Regions from separate parts of the Homo sapiens genome. Here region 2 is linked to region 1. A link is a loop called in an ENCODE intact Hi-C map of the cell type or tissue named here. Cell type or tissue: endothelial cell of umbilical vein. All regions are shown on one strand. Each heading gives the region's core, and the rest is flanking DNA. Links, peaks and the distances in the headings are about the cores only. Region 1 has its middle 210 kb from the start of JCAD. Region 2 holds the start of LOC105376475 (a long non-coding RNA gene).

What was found. A loop is a pair of places that touch in the nucleus more often than their neighbours do. Peaks named below come from ENCODE experiments on the same cell type or tissue, not always from the same donor. Only the 100,000 strongest peaks of a DNase experiment are listed, where the experiment ranks them.
Region 2: it touches region 1 in a loop (6-fold over the local background); 10 of 110 quality-filtered maps call a loop at or near these places.

Annotation. Positions count from the first base shown.
Region 1 is chr10:29,845,533-29,854,878 of GRCh38, reverse strand. No RefSeq gene overlaps it. Among named protein-coding and RNA genes, the nearest start is that of JCAD, 210 kb to the left of the region's middle. In endothelial cell of umbilical vein, for the core only: no CTCF peak of the experiment used is centred there; DNase peaks (open chromatin) are centred at 3,418 and 5,238; H3K27ac peaks cover 2,073 bases.
Region 2 is chr10:29,780,683-29,790,028 of GRCh38, reverse strand. LOC105376475 (a long non-coding RNA gene) reads left to right here and starts at 5,508. Exons shown (of 3, transcript XR_930788.4): 1 at 5,508-6,429; 2 at 6,597-6,741; 3 at 7,368-8,301. In endothelial cell of umbilical vein, for the core only: no CTCF peak of the experiment used is centred there; DNase peaks (open chromatin) are centred at 5,428, 6,308 and 6,418; H3K27ac peaks cover 2,710 bases.

The DNA.
Region 1 (9,346 bases), core at 980-8,979:
AGACAGGGCAGTATGGAAGAAGGAGAAAGGGCGTGGCTTTGGGGTCACACAGACCTATGGTTGAATTCAAGTTCTGTTATTTATTAATGTGTGGCCTGGAACAAATTCTTAACTTTTCTGGGTCTCAGTATTTTAGTTTTTTAATCTATAAAATAGCAACTATATAGCAACTTTCTCATAGGGTGGTCATGAAGGTTATAGTGGGATAATGTATGTATGATTCCTAAACACTGGTCAAAGATAACTGCATTTTTTAAAACTGATACCAGCAGTTCTTCATACATGGCCTTTGCAGCATACTTACTTCTTGATTTGCTTTCACTATAAGGGACCCACCTATCCTAACTATACTCCAAGTTAGGGCAGGTGGATTCTAAGACCAGCCCTGCCACTCCCCAGAGGCATGACTTTGGGCAAGTCACAGCTTTGCAGAGCCACAATTTAAGCCTTGTTTAAACACTTGGAAGCCTCTCCTAACTTCAAAAATCTCTAAAGGAGATCTTTTTCCTTGCTTGGAATTTTTGATATTCAAATTAAATACATCACGAGAACATCTCATATCATGATTTTTAAGAGCTGTAATTTATAGTGCCTATTATGTGCATATGCATGTGATAGCATTTAAAGTTCCCAACAACTATGGGTAGTACAGGGTAGTCGATATTCCTATCCTCAGTAATGCGTGAGGGAACAGATTCAAAGGAAAATAATTTATCCAAAGGTACACAGTTGATACATTGCACAACTGAAATTTGAACTTGATTCCAAAGCTCTTGGTCTCAACATGCCTGATTCCAGAGCACTGCTGGTTGTTAAAACAGCCCCGATTATGCAAAGGTAAACCCTTCCATTTGAGGACCATGCAAGCTTTTTCATTTTCCTCTTCTTTCCCACTTCCCAAATTCTCGCAATTGTTTTGACTCAATAACTCCCCACCCAGAGTTTTGGCAGGAATGGGAAAATCCTACACTCTTAATTTTCTAGAGTCCTTTGAGTGAACCACATCAATATAAGCTACCAAACCCAAAGTAAATGCATCCCCAACTCCTCTTTTATTAACTGGATCTTATAAACACCCACAATCATCCCAACACTACCCAAGAGAATGGGAAACATGAATGAAAGGAGATGGCAATCGTAACAGATTACAGCTACAATAGCATACGTTTTAAGATTATGAAATATATGAACATATAACCGCACTGCTAAAGTCCATCCCAGGCCCTTGGAAGGGGCACATTCTTGAGGGATACCAAAGTGTTAGCTTCATCAGTTACAGGTAAATTCACCTCTAGCCCTGCCTCGCTCAATTTTATTTTTTTATATGAGACTTGTTTACAAATAGCTACAGAGGCATTATGAGTTTTAAAGAAAAATAATGAAGGCTGTTAAATATGGTCTATTTTTTCTATTGCTATCATACATGATGGATTTCCCTTTTTAACCTTAAAATAGAGAATTATTTGATTCTAATTATTTTCATCCGTCACATAATTACAGAACTTCAGAGCTAGAAAGAACAGAGTTAGAAAGATACAGAGCTCATCTATCCACAGATATCTGGGTTTTCAGGATGAGAAAACAGGCCTGCAAAGGCTGCATGACCCAGGCATACTCTACAAACAGAGACAGGCTCTTGTTCATAAAACAGCAGCGACAATCACTCCAGCCTGCATCTGTTGAGAGTTTATTCTGCCCAAGACAGGTAGAAGCACAAGGCACGCTCTCTGTTCCCAGAGAATTTTGCTCTAGTTGGGAAATTTATATATAATTAATAATGAGATAGTAGCTGATAATAATAAATAATGATATTATTATTAATATCATAAATAATAATGATAGTATCCGATAAAGTGAGATTACTGTCAGAGGAAAGAAGTGTGATCTCAACCCATTTAACACTTATAACGCTCAATATGAGAAGTTTAGCAACTTCGATCAAATGTGGGGTTCTATCACCTTGCCAGTCAGCCTCTCCTGAACCAATGGGGTTGTCAATTCCGTTAAGAAGCCCCTTGGGGGCTGGGGATTCTATGGCCGAAAGAAACTACCAAAGACTCCATTTTTATCCACATTTTATTGGTTTTGGCTAGATGCACCATAAAACTCTCTGCAATAGACAGGTACAGTGTATTCTATAAAGTACGTATGTGTGTGGGTGGGTGTGGGTGTGGTGTGTATGTTTCAATGGAAAAGAATACAATGTTTCTGGGAATATAAATACAAAATAGTTGAGTTAATCCTAAACCTAATATACTATGTTTCAAATTAACTGCTTCCTCTGAAATAATATTTGGATCAAGTTTTTGAAGAAATCTTCACAAATACAGGAACTCCAGATGGTAAGTCCAGGTCAATATTCAAGCACAAATGACTTCTTGCTTCTAGTTGTGGTCTTAAGTGAGAAGGAATCTTGTCCAAATGACTTCCAGGAGATGTGCTTCCCTCACCCCTCCATGTTTTTGTTCCTGCAGCCCCTAAAGTACAGTTAATCCCTAGGAGCCCCTAAAGTACAGTTTTTAAAACCTAGCTAATGAGTACAGCAAGTAAATACAAGTTCCAGAGCTAAAAGTGTCCAGTAATACCCACCTGCACTCATAGCCATGGCCAAGATGTGGGACAATATTTTGCAAAAGCTTACTTAAAATTAGGAAAGGAACCAAGCATAGTGGCTCATACCTGTAATCCAACACTTTGGGAGGCTAAGGCAGGAGGATTGCTTGAGGCCAGGAGTTCAAGACCAGGACTGGCAACCAATCAAGACCACATCTCAAAACAACAACAACAACAAATTAATCAGCTAGATGTGGTGGTGCCTACCTGTAGTCCCAGCTACTCAGGAGACTGAGGTGGGAGGATTCCTTGAGCCTAGGAGCTGAAGGCTGCAGCTCAAGTCTGATCACACCACTGCACTCCAGCCTGGGTAACAGAGCAAGACCCAAATGCTAAAAAAAAAAAAAAAGAAAAAAAAGAAAAAGAAAAAATTAGGAAAGAGCAAAGACTAAAGCAGCACTATCTAATGTAACTTTTTTTAAGGGTGGAAATTCCCTATATCTGGGCTGCTCAATGCATTAGCCACTCACCTTATTAGCTATGGAGCCCTTGAAAAGTGGCTGGTGAGACTGGGAACTGAATTTTTAATTTGAAATAGTTTTGATTCCTCATATGGCTACTGGCACCATTCTAGAGCATTTTGCTTCTGCAAGTAAAATTACAAGTACAGAATCTGCAATGAAATGGATGTCTACCCTTTTGGTGGAAACATCTAAGGAAGCAGACCATCCCCTCCTCTTACTCTTCTCCCTCTTCCACCAAAAGGAAAGTTCAAACAAGAACACTTTTGTATTAATTTCCTGTTCCTGCTGTAACAAATTACCATAGACTCAGGGGCCTAAAACAACACACATGTATTATCTGACAGTTCCGGAGCTCTGAAGTCGAGAATAGGTCAGCCTGGCTGCGTTATTTCTGGTGATTCTCAGGGTGATTCTGTGGTCTCGACTTTTCCAGCTTCTAGGGCTTGGCTGTATTCCTTGGCTCATGGCCCCTTCCTCCATCTAACTCCTGTCTCTCTTTTATGAAAATCCTTTCTGATTAACTGGAGCCCGACTGGATAATCCAGGTTAATATCCCACCTCAAGATACTTAACTTAATCACATTTGCAAAGTCCCTTTTGTCATGTCAGGTGACATAGTCAAAGGTTTCTGGGATTAGGACATGGACATTGTGGGGGCGTGGGGGATCATTCTGCCTACTGTACCTTTGCTATAGATGAACTTGAAGTAAGGCCATTATCTCTCAGTGGATTCATGAAAACTCAGCTTCTAGATTCTAGAAGGTAGCCCTGGCTGGTGAGGCTTCACTACAAGTGAGTTGAGGTTTTCTTAGTGTCCTTTTGTCCAACCTGGTCGTTCCCCAACTTTAGCCAGCACCAAAATCACCCAGAGGGCTTGTGAAAACAGACTGATGGACCCAGCCCCACAGTGTCTGATTCAGTAGGTCTGGAGTGTGGCCCAAGAAAGTGCATTTCTTGGCCAGGTGTGTAATTTTTAGAATATGTCCACAACCTTTTTCACATTCCTGCCTTCAAAAGGTGGAGACTTCTTTTCCTCCCCTTAAGTGTGATCTAGATTAAATGACTTGTTTCTAACTATGTTTGATGTTAATAGATGGCCATGTGATTTTAAGACAAGGCTCTAAAAGGCACAGCAGTTTCCACACCCTCTCTCTTGGATCACACCCTCTGGGAAAGGCAGACCTTCGTGTCTGGAGGACACGTGAGCAACCTAGGGAGGAAATGAGGCATCTCACCAACACCTGGCACAAATTTGCCAGCCGCCTGTGTGTGCCACCTTGGAAACTGATTTCATAGAGCCTTCAGATGAGACCACAGCTCTGGGTAACATCTTGTCTGTAATCTCATGGGACCCCAGCCAGTTAAGCTAAATTCCTGACCCACAGAAACTGTGAGAAATAATAAATGTTGACTGGTGTTTAACACCACTGAGTTTTGGGATACATGCGATGCAGCAATAGATAACAATATGCCAGGTGACACTGATGCCACTGTCTAAGGATTGCATTTTGAGAACCGCTGGTCTAGCCTTTATACTGTGTAAGGCAAAGGATATTTCCTTGCCACCTGCACTATATACTCCAGGAAGCCAGAGGAGGGAAAATGTTCTCATATTGAAATGTACTGCATATTTATTTTCTTTTTTTCTGCAGACATATTCAGTTACCACCAGTTGCTCTTTTGTGGAAGTGTTTTTACTGGGAAGAATAACAACAATATGTCAAATGATAGCTGGGCTCCAGAAGCCCATTTCTGTCTACTCAGTCATAAAAAATGTTCCGCATATGGATGAAGAACCAGACAGGTTTAGCGAGAAGAAGAAATGATGAAAAGACTAGACCATCATTCTCTCTCACACTTTCTTAAATCTGAAGGTGAACCAGATGAAGAAAGAAAACAAAACCCTTGAAAAAAGAGGGAAAGATAGCCCTAGGATCCAAGAGAGCAAGTGGGTGTCCAACTGTTAAATAATGAGAAACTGAAGCTTCCTTCATTGTGTCAGAGAGGCCAATTCCTGAGCCAGCTGTACAGGAAGTGGGGAGTTTACATTATCTGGGATGTCAGTGAGAACTGAGGGGACATGCTTCCTGTGTGGTTCTCCACAAAGATTAGCAGACTCTCCAGGAAAGATGCCTTTCCAGCGGTTTCATTTTCTGTTTTCTTTTCCAGTTGGTAGATGTGGGCCAAGAAGGGAAAGGCAGCTCCAAAAGCGAGGGAGAAATCGCCGTGAGTACAGAGTGCCACAGAGAGAAGCCTGAGCTAGAGTGTGGTGGGACCGTGAGCCAGGGAAGAGCAAGAGCTGTGCCTATAGGATAGTCTATCTCCAATTTGAGCAGTGCCAAGAAAAGCTGGCCAAGCATATCCAGATCCACACTGGTAGACCCCATTCCAATGGATGGGGTTTCTCTGGCTTTTCCATTTGTTTTACAGAAGCTTAAAATATGACATATGATTCCATTTATAGGAAATTCTTGAAAAGGCAAAACTAATCTGGAGTGACAGAAAACAGAAAAGTGGTTGCCTGGGGCCAGTATGGGTGGGGAGGTGATTGTAGAGGGACATGTGAGTGTTCTGCTTTATTTATTTATTTATTTATTCATTTTTTGAGACGGAGTTTCGCTCTTGTTGCCCAGGCTGGAGTGCAATGGTGCGATCTCAGCTCGCTGCAACCTCCACCTCCCAGGTTGGAACAATTCTCCTGCCTCAGCCTCCCAAGTAGCAGGGATTACAGGCATCCGCCACCACACCTGCCTTTTTTTTTTTTTTCCAAGATGGAGTTTCACTTTTGTTGCCCAGACTGGAGTGCAATAGCTCAATCTCAGCTCACCGCAACCTCTGCCCCCTGGGTTCAAGTGATTCTCCTGCCTCAGCCTCCTGAGTAGCTGGGATTACAGGCATGCACCACCACACCTGGGTAAATTTTTTTTGTTTTTTTTTTTTTTAGTAGAGACAGAGTTTCTCCATGTTGGTCAGGCTGGTCTCGAACTGCTGACCTCAGGTGATCCACCCGTGTCCACCTCCCAAAGTGCTGGGATTACAGGTGTGAGCCACTTCACCTGGCCTAATTTTTGTATTTTTAGTAGAGACAGGGTTTTGCCATGTTGGCCAGACTGGTCTCGAACTCCTGACCTCAGGTGATCCGTCCACCTCAGTCTCCCAAAGTGCTGGGATTACAGGTGTGAGCCACCATGCCCAGCCATGTTCTGCATTTTGATTGTGGTAGTGGTTACACAAGTGGAGATGTTTGCCAAGATTCATTGAACTGTACACTTATAATGGGTACATGTTATTGTATATGAATTATATCTCAGTGCAGTTGATCTTCAAAAAATATACATGACATATGAGGAGCCCTTCGATGGGGTTGTCAACGACTGGTTTGCAAAAAAAAACAAGAGTTATCTGGTAGAAGAAGGATCCGACTTATTCATTGCAGCCCAAGAAGTGGAACTAGAACAAATGCACATACACTATAGGAAGTGGATTTCTACTCAATGGATTTTTTTATGAATAGTCTTGCTCTGTCTGCCCTTGAATTTGTTTCGAGCCAGTGATCTGAAGGTTTTTTGTCTTTGTTTTTGTTTTTCTGCTGTCCTGGAAATTTTGCAAAGGTGTAGCCTTCAGCCTGAAAGCAGCAGGAGCTCTGCTTCCATGTGAGCTCCTTGGTGAATTATAATATCTCAAACAATTCAGAGAGGAAAGCGATCTTATTCCGAGTGTCATTTACCAATGAGGAGACTAAGGTTAAAAAGTTGATAGTTTTGACTCTTCCTGAAAGGTAGATGGGGTATATCAGGTACCAATTACGATGCTTCAGGTTGGAAATAATAGAAATTCTAACTCAAAAATGGCCTAAAATGGGAGGCTGAGGCAGGAGGATCGCTTGATGCCAGGAGTTCGAGACCAGCCTGGGCAACATAGCAAGACTCTGTCCCTGCAAATAATAAAAAAAATAGCCAGGCATGGTGGTTTGCACCTGTAGTCAGCACCTGGGGAGGCTGAAGCGGGAGGATCGTTTGAGCCCAGGAGTTCAAGCCTGCAAGGAGCTATGATCACATCACAGGACTCCAGCCTGGGTTACAGAGGAAGATCCTAACTCTATTTTTTTAAAAAAATGTTTGAGAAAATGAAAGAGCTTATCAAGCTCAGAGGTCCAATGGGCTTCCAGTTTGTATTGATCACGGCTCTGGCCCCATTTTTCTGCAATTCTCTGGTCCTCTTCTCTTCCATATGTTGCCTTATCCCTTAGGTTGGTTTCCTTTCTGGTAGCAAATGGCTGCAGTTAACCTAAGTCTCATATCCTTATACTTACCATACCACACAGAAGAAGAGAAATCTTTTTTTACCCCAAGAACTAGAAAAGAGTTCTGAGTTGCAGTCTGATTGGAACAATTCAAGCCACATGTCTTCCCCTGAACTGATTGGTAGGATTATCCTGATTGGCATTAGATCAGTCAAGGCCCACCCTGGAGCACAGATGGGGTCCAATCACCAAACTAAATGTGGCTCCACCCAAAAGGGGAGAGATGGAATTTTTGCAGAGGAGGCCACCGTGTCTCACTACTACCCCCTCAACCAAAGCAACCGATGTTCCTCCTTGGTGAGAATTTCTTCCTCTAGGTGTGCATGAGTATTTTTACTATCTTCAAAGGTATGAAAGGAAAATAAATATTGGGCCCCCAAATCACTAAGCTAAAGAAAAGTCAAGCTGGGAACTGCTTAGGGCAAACGTGCCTCCCATTCTTCAAAGTCACCCCTCTGCTCACTGAGATAAACCCATATCTGATTGCCTCCTTTGGAAAGGCTAATCAGAAACTCAAAAGAGTGCAACTATTTGTCTCTTATCTACCTATGACCTGGAAGCTCCCTCCCTCTTGGAGTCTTCCTGCCTTTGCTACCAGTTGTCCCACCTTCCAGACAGAAACAGTGCTCATCTTGCATATGTTGATTGATGTCTCATGTCTCCCTAGGATGTGTAAAAGCAAACTGTGTTCTGACCACCTTGGCCCCATGTCATCAGGACCTCCTGGGACTGTGTCATTGGGCACGTGTCCTCAACTTTGGCCAAATAAAGTTTCTAAATTAACTGAGATGTGTCTCAGATTTTTGGGGTTCACAATGGATATTTACTTAAGGTGTCTACAAGAAAATTACATAGTCACACAGTAAATGTCCTAAGAATTTACTGTTGAAATTTTTAAAAATTACATGATCCAATAACCTGTGATCCTTTCAAAATTACTTTCCTCTGATCTGTGGCACAGAATAATGAAGTCCCAGAGCCTCAGCGTGTTTAAGAACATGCTTTTGGTTTCTGTGAATTTTGCCCATAAGAGTAAACATCTTGCTAAAGTTGCCTGTAAGAGGTAATAAGGTGAAAGAACAACACAAAATTAAACAAAATTAAAATTAACCCAGTGGGAAAAACTGAGGCTCAGAGGAATTAGGTTGGCTGATGATGATGTTAGTGGCAGTAGCTGGATTAAAATGCAAGTCTCTTTATTCTCTAGTCTGGTTCTCTCTTCAAAAATCAAATACTGACTTCTGAGTGAAATCAAAGAAAACCTATTTTCTGCCAATGGATGGTGTGAAGGTTAATTTTATGTCAACTTGTCTGGGCTGCAGTGCCCAGATATGTAGTCCAAACATTGTTCTGGATGCTTCTGTGAGGATGTTTTTGGATGAGATTTGCATTTAAATCTGTGAACTTTTAGTAACATACATTGTCCACACTATGGGTGGACCTCCTCCTATCAGTTAAAGTCTAGAACAAAAGGCTGACCTCCAGAGTTTGAGACCAGCCTGGGCAACAAAGCAAGACCCCTATGTCTACCAAAAAAAAAAAATTAAAAATTAGCCAAGTAGCACAAGCCTATATTCCCAGTTACTGGGGAGGCAGAGGCAGGAGGGTCACTCGAGTCCAGGAGTTTGATTGCGCCACTGCACTCCAACTTGGGCAACAGAGGAGACCCTGTCTCAAAAAAAATAAAATAAAAAAAAAATTGCTGAACTCTCTCAAGCAAGAGCAAATTCCCCATCAGACTGCCTGCCTTCAGACTTCGTCTGCAACACTGGCCCTTCCTGATTTTTCACCAGACTGTCCTTGGACTCAAACTGTAATTTTTTCCTGAGCCCCCAGCCTGATGGCCTCCCGCATCAGATGTTGGACTCACCAAGCCTCCACAATTATATGAGCCCATTCTCTAAAGTAAGTATCTTTTATACACACACACATTCTATTGTTTCTCTTTCTCTGGAAAACTCAGACT
Region 2 (9,346 bases), core at 612-8,611, 64 kb after region 1:
GCACACACAGGCGTAGTCCTTATCTGTTAGAGACGCATACTGAAGTATTAGAGTCAAAATTATAATCATGTTTGAGACTTGCTTTAAAATCCTAAAACTCTAACAACCACCACCAAAAAAGCTGAGGGCAGTAAGCAACATAATGGATTGGAGAAATGTTGACAGTGATTGAGGCTGAATGATGGGTGGCTACGTGGGGGCTCATCACATGTTTCTCTTTACCTCTGTGTATTTTTGAAATTTGATTTTTAAAATTACTTTAAAGATACTAACACTTGGCTTTACAGCAGACTAAATAAATTAATATTCTGATTGAGGAAGAGAGAATAAAGCCCTTGGTGTCAGTATTCTTTAACCTTTCCCCCAATTCTGGTGATTCTAATATTGCAGCTAGGATTGAGAACAACTAGATTATTACAGGATACCTTTGATTCTACCAGAATAATTCATCCGTGATAAAGCTGGCATCCATATAGTTTATCTTGGGCACTTAAAAAGACTGCCTGAAGAAAGGGACGGATCTCTGGATCTCAGATATCAGCACCCCATGAGGTTTATTTTCCCCTTTATCTATCTATCTATCTATCTATCTATCTATCTATCTATCTATCTATCTGTGTAAATCTATCTATTTACATTTATATTAGCTGGATATATGTTCATATATATTATATTTTCCAAAACAGATACATCTTCCAATATGCTTATACCCATCCAATATAAATATATATATGATGGATATATATATATGATGGATATATATATGATGGATATATATATATATGATGGATATATATATATGATGGATATATATATATGATGGATATATATATGATGGATATATATATATATGATGGATATATATATATGTTTGGAAAATATAACATATATGGATATATATATCCACCCAACATAAATATAAATATATATATATACACATACGTTTATATTGGATGGATAAATATATCTGTTTTGGAAAAAGTAACATATATGGATACATATATATCCATCCAATATAAATGTAAATAGATAGGGTATATTAGATGGATACATATATCTGTTTTGGAAAATGTAACATAAACATATATATATATGTTTATATATTAATATATAATTATATATGTTTAGAGACAGGATCTTGCTTTGTTGCCCAGGCTGGAGTGCAGTGGATATTCACAGGCATGATCATATCACACTACAGTTTGGAACTCCTGGACTCCAGTGATCCTCCTGCCTCAGCCTCCCAGTACCTGGGACTATAGGAGCATGGCATATTTTTAAAAATCAAACTTGTTATTTGGAGATAATTTTAGATTCACATGTGATTGTAAAAAATGATAGAGAGATTCCCTATACTCTCTAGCCAGATTCCCCTGATAAAAACATCTTGCAAAACTATAGTAGAATATCTTATGATACAGTACAATGTCATAGCTGGCATATTGACATTGATACCATCGAGATAGAGAGCATTTTTACCACCACATGAAAATTTCATGTTGTACTTTGATAGCCATGCCCACTTCTCTTCCACTGCCACCCCCTCATTAGCCTCTGGTAACAACTAATTTGTTCTTCATCTCTATAATTTTGTCCTTTTCAGGAACATTATATAAATGGAATTATAAAGCATGAAACCTTTCAAGATTGGCTTTTTCACTCAACATAATTCCCTGGAAATTCATCCAGGTTTTTGCAAGTGTCAAGAGTTCAGTACTTTTTGTTGCTGAATAATATTCCATAGTATGGATGTACCACAGTTTCTTTCACCATTTGCCTGTGGAAAAACAGAGCAATATCCAAAGTGAGTATAACGTTTCAAAATTTGTGGGACACAATTAAAGCACTCCTGAGAGGGAAATGTTTAGATCTAAATTTTACCTTTAAAAGAGGAAATGTCTCAAGTCACTAATCTAAGCTCTTATGTTAAGAGCTTCTTGTTGAGGAAGGAGTATTGAAGACTCCAACTATTCTTATGGATTTATCTACCTTCATTTCACTTCTATCCATTATATCAAATGTTTTGCAGCACTGTTGTTTTGTGTGTATACATGAAGGATTGCTCTGTCTTCTTTGTGGATTGACCCTTTTATTATAATTTTCTTCGCTGTGAAGTCTTTTTTATCTGAAGTTGATATAGTCACTCCTGCTTTCTCTTGAATAATATTTGCATGATATATCTTTTTATATCTTTTAAAACCTGCCTATATCTTTATGATTGAAGTAAGTTTCTTATCAACAACATATAGTTAGTTCATGCTTTTTGATTCACTCTGCCAATTTCTGTATTTTAATTGCTGTATTTAGACCATGGGCATTTAATATAATTATTGGTATATTAAAATTAAGACTACCAGTTTATTTTTTGGTTTTTGTTTGTTCTCTGTTTTTCCTTTATCTATTTTCTTTTTTCTTTCTTCTTACGGGTTCCTTCAACACTTTTTAGAATTCCATTTTGATTTTGATTTATGTATGGTGTTTTGGGTATATCTCTTTTGATAGTTTTAAGTGGTTGCTCTAGGTATTATGTTCTATATATATTTATATCTATATAAAATAAATTGCCAGTCTACTAGTGTCATCATTTTACCTGATTGAATGAACTGTAGAATCCTAACTTCCCTTGACGCCCCTTTTACCTTCTCTTTTTGCAGTTGTCTGGTTTTATTTTGTTTTGTTTTTCTCTAGAGACAGAGTTTTGCTCTGTCACTCAGGCTGGAATGCAGTGGCACAATCATAACTCACTGTAGCCTCGAACTCCTGGGCTCAAGTAATCTCTCGCCTCAGTCTCCTAAGGAGCTAGGACTATAAATGTGTGCATCACCACCCTTAGCTTTTTTTTTTTTTTTTTTTTTTTTCTAGAGACAGGAGCCTTCCTATGTTGCCCAGGCTGGTCTTTAACTCTTGGCCTCAAGTGATTTTCCTGCCTTGGCTTCCCAATGCAATGGGATTATAGGCATGAGCCACTGCACCTGGCAAGTATAATTGTCTTAAATATTTCCTCTACCTAACAAATCAGCCGACTATAATTTTTGCTTCAACCATCAAAAATAATTTAGAAAACTCAAGAGGAGAAGGAAAACCTATATAATAACTCATATTTTTGCTTACCATGTTCTTTGTTCCTTCCCCCGCTCTAAAATTCTTTCTTGTATTATTGCCTTTCTGTTTAGAGCATTTCCTTCAGCCATTCTTTTCAAGTACCTCTGCTTGTAACAAATTCTCTTGAATTTCCTTCATCTGATTTGTCTTGATTTCCCTTTTATTCCCGAATATTTTTGCTGGATGTAGGATCCTGTGTTGACCAGTATTCTCTTTCGACATTTGAAAAATGTGCCATTTTCTTCTGGCTTTGATGGTTTCTTATGAGAAATCTATCATTCAATTGTCTTCCCCTATAGGTAAGCTGTTATTTCTTTCTCATTGCTTTCAAGAGTTTTCCATTGTCTTCAATTTTCAGAAGTTTAATTATGATGTGACTTGTTCATTTCTTTGAATGTTTCCTGTTTGGAGTCATTCAGCATCTTCTATCTGTCACTTTATGTCTCTTGCCAAATTCAGGACATTTTCAGTCATTATTTCTTCAAGTATATTTTCAGCCCTTCCCTCATGATATGATACAGATGCTAGATCTTTTGCTGTAGTCCCACAGGTCTCTATGACTCTGTTCATATTTTTCAGTGAATTTTTTCTCTTTTGCTCAGCTTGTATAGTTTCTATTGCTCTGTCTACAAATTCACCAATTCTTTTTCTCCTCCATTCTGCCATTGAACTCATCCATTGAATTTTTTTTTAATTTTGGTTATTGTATTTTTTCATGCAACATTTTTCATTTGGTTTTTCTTTATATCTTCTATTTCTTTGCTGAGATTTTGTATTTCTTTGCTAGACTTTCTATTTGTTCACTTGCTTTGAGTGTGTTTGTAACTGCCCATTGAAGCACTTTTATGATGGCTGCTTTACAGTCTTTGTTGGATCATCCTAACATTTCTCTCTTCTTGATGTTGCATCTATAGATTGTTGATTGCCAATTTTTTTTCATTCAGCTTGCTATCTTCCTGGTTCTTGATATGACAAGTGACTTTCTGTTGAAACTTGGATTTTCAGGAGTACCATGTGATGAGTCTCTGAATCTTACTTAACCCTCTGTGTTAGACGACTTCCTCTGACATCTTGTGGCAGAGAAAGGGGAGGATGCCACCTCATTATTGACAGGTAGAAGAAGTCCACACTTCCCATTCAGCTCCCATTGACACCCAAGGTGGGGGAAGTCCTCATTATTACCTGGTGGGTGGGAGAGTCCGGGATCCTCACTGGCCCTCCACTGATTCCTCCCTGGCTGGAGGGTGTAAGAGCCCCTCATTATTCCTCTCCATGTGACCTCCACTGATACCACAGGGTGGTGGCTTTGTGACCTCTGGGCTGAAGCGACAGTCCTGATTTTCCGTTAGGCCTCCTTTGATGTCTCCTCAGTGGTGTGTGGAAGGGGCACCTCATTGCTTCCAGGTGGGGGTTGGGGTGGAAATTCAGGCCTCCCATTTGATCTTTGCTAGCATGGACATGGCTGGCAGTAGGAACATAGTCTTTCCTGAAGTGTTTGACTGGAGCAAAAAGTAATTATTGTCTAAAGGGCTTCTGCCTCTTTCTTGGTCCTTTGGCTAGTGAGAGTAAACTTTTGTTGGTTTATTTATTAATATTTATTTATTTTTATTCTTTTAAATAGAGACAGGAGTCTTGCTATGTTACCCAGGCTAGTCTTGAACTCCTGGCCTCAAGCGATCCTCCCACCTCAGCCTCCTAAAGTGCTGGGATTACAGGCATAAGCCATTGCACCCACCTATTTATTTTAATTTTCTTATTTTTATCTGTGCCCTTTGGCATTTTCAGGTTGCCAGGTTCTTTAGCTCCAAGTCTGGGACATATGAGATTGACAGAAAACCCAGAGAGCTCATCACTGTGTTATTCCTTGGATCCCGAAATCCCTAACCTGTCTACTTTCTACCACCTTTTAGGTTTTTCTTACGTTTGTTTTATATGTAGTATCCAGGATTTTTAACTGGACTTGGAAGAATAGGGAAAAGTATGGCTACTTTAGCTTCCCAGCAGCACATAATTTTTTGATATATTTGATACATACCAAAGAATGTATGTAAGTATATATGTGTATTATAAAGTAATAGCACTAACACTAAACCTTTTAAAATGGCAAATATATAATAGACTTTTTCCTAATGAAAAATGAAAACTACACTACTCAATCCCACACTAAACCACTTGAGGTATCAATGTAAGTTTGGCCTTCTAGGACTCTGAAATAAACATCCTTTGCCTCGAGAACCTGCCAATGAATGAGTCTTGATCCCATGACTGGGTTAGCATACCACTGTTGGTGGTTGTTGTTATTTAAAAGCCACCTTTCCTCTATTCTGAAGTTTCCTGCCTCCGGGCTACATGTCAACATCAGGAATGACGCAGCCTTACAGCTGGCAAGACTGTGAAGCCGGTGACTCAGGATAACGAAAATAAACACTCTCATTGCTGAGGAGTCCCACAGTCTCTGGCTACTTTGCCCTATTTTCTGCCCCATCCTGTGCCTTCTTTCCTTTTGTCCTTCTCCTGGATGCTTTCTGCATCTCTTTTGCTGCAGGATGTGGTGGCCATCCCCATTCTCTGCGATTTTAATGAACATCAGCTGTCTGGGAGAAGACTCCCAACATCTGTCTTTTTTTTTTTTTTTTTTTTTTTTTGAGACTGGGTCCAGGCTGGAGTGCAGTGCTGCGCCCTGCAACCTCTGCCTCCTGGGTTCAAGTGATTCTCCTGCTTCAGCCTCCTGAGTAGCTGGGATTACAGGCACCCACCACCACACCCAGCTAATTTTTGTATTTTTAATAGAGACGGGGTTTCACCATGTTGACCAGGCTGGTCTTGAACTCCTGACCTCGAGTGATCCACCCACCTCGGCCTCCCAAAGTGCTGGGATTGCAGCCATGAGCCTCCATGCCCGGCCCCCAACATCTGTCTTGTTCAAAAAAGAGCCAGCATGTAGACAGGGACGGACCACACCAGGCAGGGCTGGGGATGCTGGCCAGGAGATGGGATCTGATCATCAACTGAAATGTTACCTGGGAGGTCTTCAGATTGGCTGCCTCATCTCCTTTCTCTCCAGGGGATGCTTGCTAGCACATGGATCTTACTTCACCTCTTCTGGACAGTTTCCCTTCCCCCTGGCAGCCCTCACCAGGCTTCTGGGAAGTGAGGGGACATAGGAAATGGACTTCACACTATTACTGAACAGATGAGAGTCCCTGAAGTCATGGATTCATTTCCTTCCTGAGTAGCCTTGTCACCCTTGTTGTTTCTCTCCACAGGTTTCAAGTTGCCCTAGCATGCAGGATGAGATGGCTTCAGAGAGGATGGGCAGCCCGGTTTGTATGTTCTGTCTATAATATGCTGTTTGGGTTGGTTCTGGAAAAAGATCTAAGCAAGTCTCACAAAGAACAAAGGATTGCAGCTCAGTTACCTGCTGAGAAGCACCCCAACTGGATCTTGCCTCTAAGGCTCATTGACTTTACTCTCCATTTCTTCTGCTTCTCCAGCATCAGAGTGACAGTGGAAAGTACCTTGGGCTTTGTGGTCAGAAGAGCCCAGCTCCAGGGCAGTGTGTTTCCTGAAGCCATGTGACCTTGAGCAAATCGCTTTTGTCTTTGACCCTCTGTTTTCTTCTGGGTTAATGAAAATAGGGTAAGGATACCTTTTCTACAATCGACTATTTATTAAATGATATGATGAAATGAATTATGACATTGCTGGAGATGATAATAGCATTGTGGAAACCATATGTTATCTAGGGCTTGCTTTAGAATATCCTAGCAAAAAATAAAAAGGAGGAAGAGACAGGATAAATGAAACAGGCTTGGCAAAATATTGATAACTATTAAAGGAGGATGCTAGGTTTGGGGGGTCTAGTCTAGTATGCGGTCTATTTTTGTGTCTGTTTGAAATTTTCCACAATAAAATTTTTTTTTAAATTAACCATTTTGTATCCCAATAGGATCAATAAAATAATGGATAGAAATACCCTTTATAAATATGAATACCCTACAGAAAAACAGTGTCTTGCTGTAGAAAAGATTATCACACACTGGTTCTCTAACTAAATAACTGCAAGGATGCGCCTCTCTCATTGACTGAATTTGTCTGTAATCGCTGTAATGCATCCGACTGGCAAATACATGGAGAAGCCCATTCTCTCTGCCCTCATCCCCAGCTCTCCAAATACAGGGAAGATCCAGAGCCTCTTGTGGGGCAGAAGGCAGAGTTGCTTGACCGCCCCAAACAGGTTTGAATTGCCTCTCCCTCTTTTTCAGGGCGATGCTTCTTTGCCACAGGTTCATGACTGCCTGCCACTTCCTCTCTGTTCTCCTGCCTCCTCTGTCTGGAAGACATGTCCAGTTTCCTCCACTCCTGGATTCTCCTTGCTTTTGTCCTCAGACCATCAGATTCAAGAGAGGCAGTGCAGGTGGATGGCAAAGGGACCCGGATACAAAAAGCTGAGTCAGGCCCCGGGCCAGGGCTAACCATGCGCAGGGCAGAGTCCCTGGGGCTGCAGTTGGTTATCATTACTGTTTTCTTTTTCTTTTCTTTTCTTTTTTTTTTTTTTTTTTTTTTTGAGACGGAGTCTCGCTCTGTCGCCCAGGCTGGAGTGCTGTGGCACGATCTCTGCTCACTGCAAGCTCCGCCTCCCGGGTTCACGCCATTCTCCTGCCTCAGCCTCCCGAGTAGCTGGGACTACAGGCGCCCGCCACTACGCCCAGCTAATTTTTTGTGTTTTTAGTAGAGATGGGGTTTCACCGCGTTAGCCAGGATGGTCTCAATCTCCTGACCTCATGATCCGCCCGCCTCGGCCTCCCAAAGTGCTGGGATTACAGATGTGAGCCACCGCACCCGGCCTTAATTTCTGTTTTTAAAGACAGTGTCTCACTCTGTCACCCAGGCTGGAGCATAGTGCTGCGATCACAGTGACACAGGAAAATAGGGTCTGAAGGCAGGGAACATAAGGCCGATTCACACTTCAGCTATAACAGGAAATAACCTCTCCATAGGGCGTACGAGGTGAATGACTTTGTAATTTTACTTCATCGTCTCCGTTTTACATAGGACATACCTGAAGTAAGCAATGGAGTCCTCTAGGGGATATTTAAACTCCCAAAAATTCTGTAAAGGGGCCTCTGAGCCCCTATGCTCAAGCCTGCTCCCACACTGGAATATGCTTTCATTTTCAATAAAACCCTTCATTCCTTCCTTGCTTTGTTTGTGCATTTTGTCCAATTCTTTGTTTAAGACGCCAAGAACCTGGACACCCTCCACCGTTAATAATAGTTCACTGCAGCCTCAAACTCCTGGGCTCAAGTGACGCTCCAGCCTCAGCCTCCCAAGTAGCTGATACTACAAGCGCCTGCCGCCATGCCCAGCTCATTTTTCAGTTTTTGTACGGAGTCTGGCCATGTTGCCCAGGCTGGTTTCAAACTCCTGGGCTTAAGCCATCCTCCTTCCTAGGCCTCCTAAAGTGCTGGGATGACTGATGTGAGCCACTGTGCCTGGCTAGCCCAGCATTACTGTTTTTGAGCTCTGGGAGCAGTGGATGTTAGGTACTGGTTCTGCAAATATGACAAACACTGATTGCTGTCCCAAGGAACTCATTTGTGTCTGATAGTAGAGAAATGCAGATAAACAAAGAGTTGTGAAATGAATTAAGTTCCGGGGATAGACACATGTAGAGAAAATGAATACAATCTCAGCCAGTGCAGTGGCCCACCCCTGTAATCCCAGCAATTTGGGAAACTGAGGCAGGCGTATCGCTTGAGGTCAACATGGTGAAACTCCATCTCCACTACAAGTACAAAAATTAGCCAGATGTGATGGTTTGTAGCTGTAATTCCAGCTACTCAGGAGGCTGAGGCAGGAGAATCGCTTGAACTCAGTGGAGGTTGCAGGCAGAGATCGCTCCACTGCACTCCAGCCTGGGTGACAGAGTGAGACCCTGTAAGAAAGAAAGAAAGAAAGAGAGAAATTGAGAAAGAGAGAGAGAGGGAGGGAGGAAGAGAGAGAGGGAGGAGGGGGGGGAAGGGAAGGTAATGGAAGCGAAGGGAAGGGAGAAAGAAAAGAGAAAGAGAGAAAAGAGAGAGAGAAGGAAAGAGGGAAAGGAAAGAAAGGAAAGGAAAAGAAAAAGGAAAAAGGAAAGGAGGAAAGAAATTAGGACCTCAGAGGAGATGCCCCACCCTGCCTCTGGGTATTTAAATGGTGGATGGAGTGAAGGCTGTGTCGCAGTCACAGAGTGACCTGAACT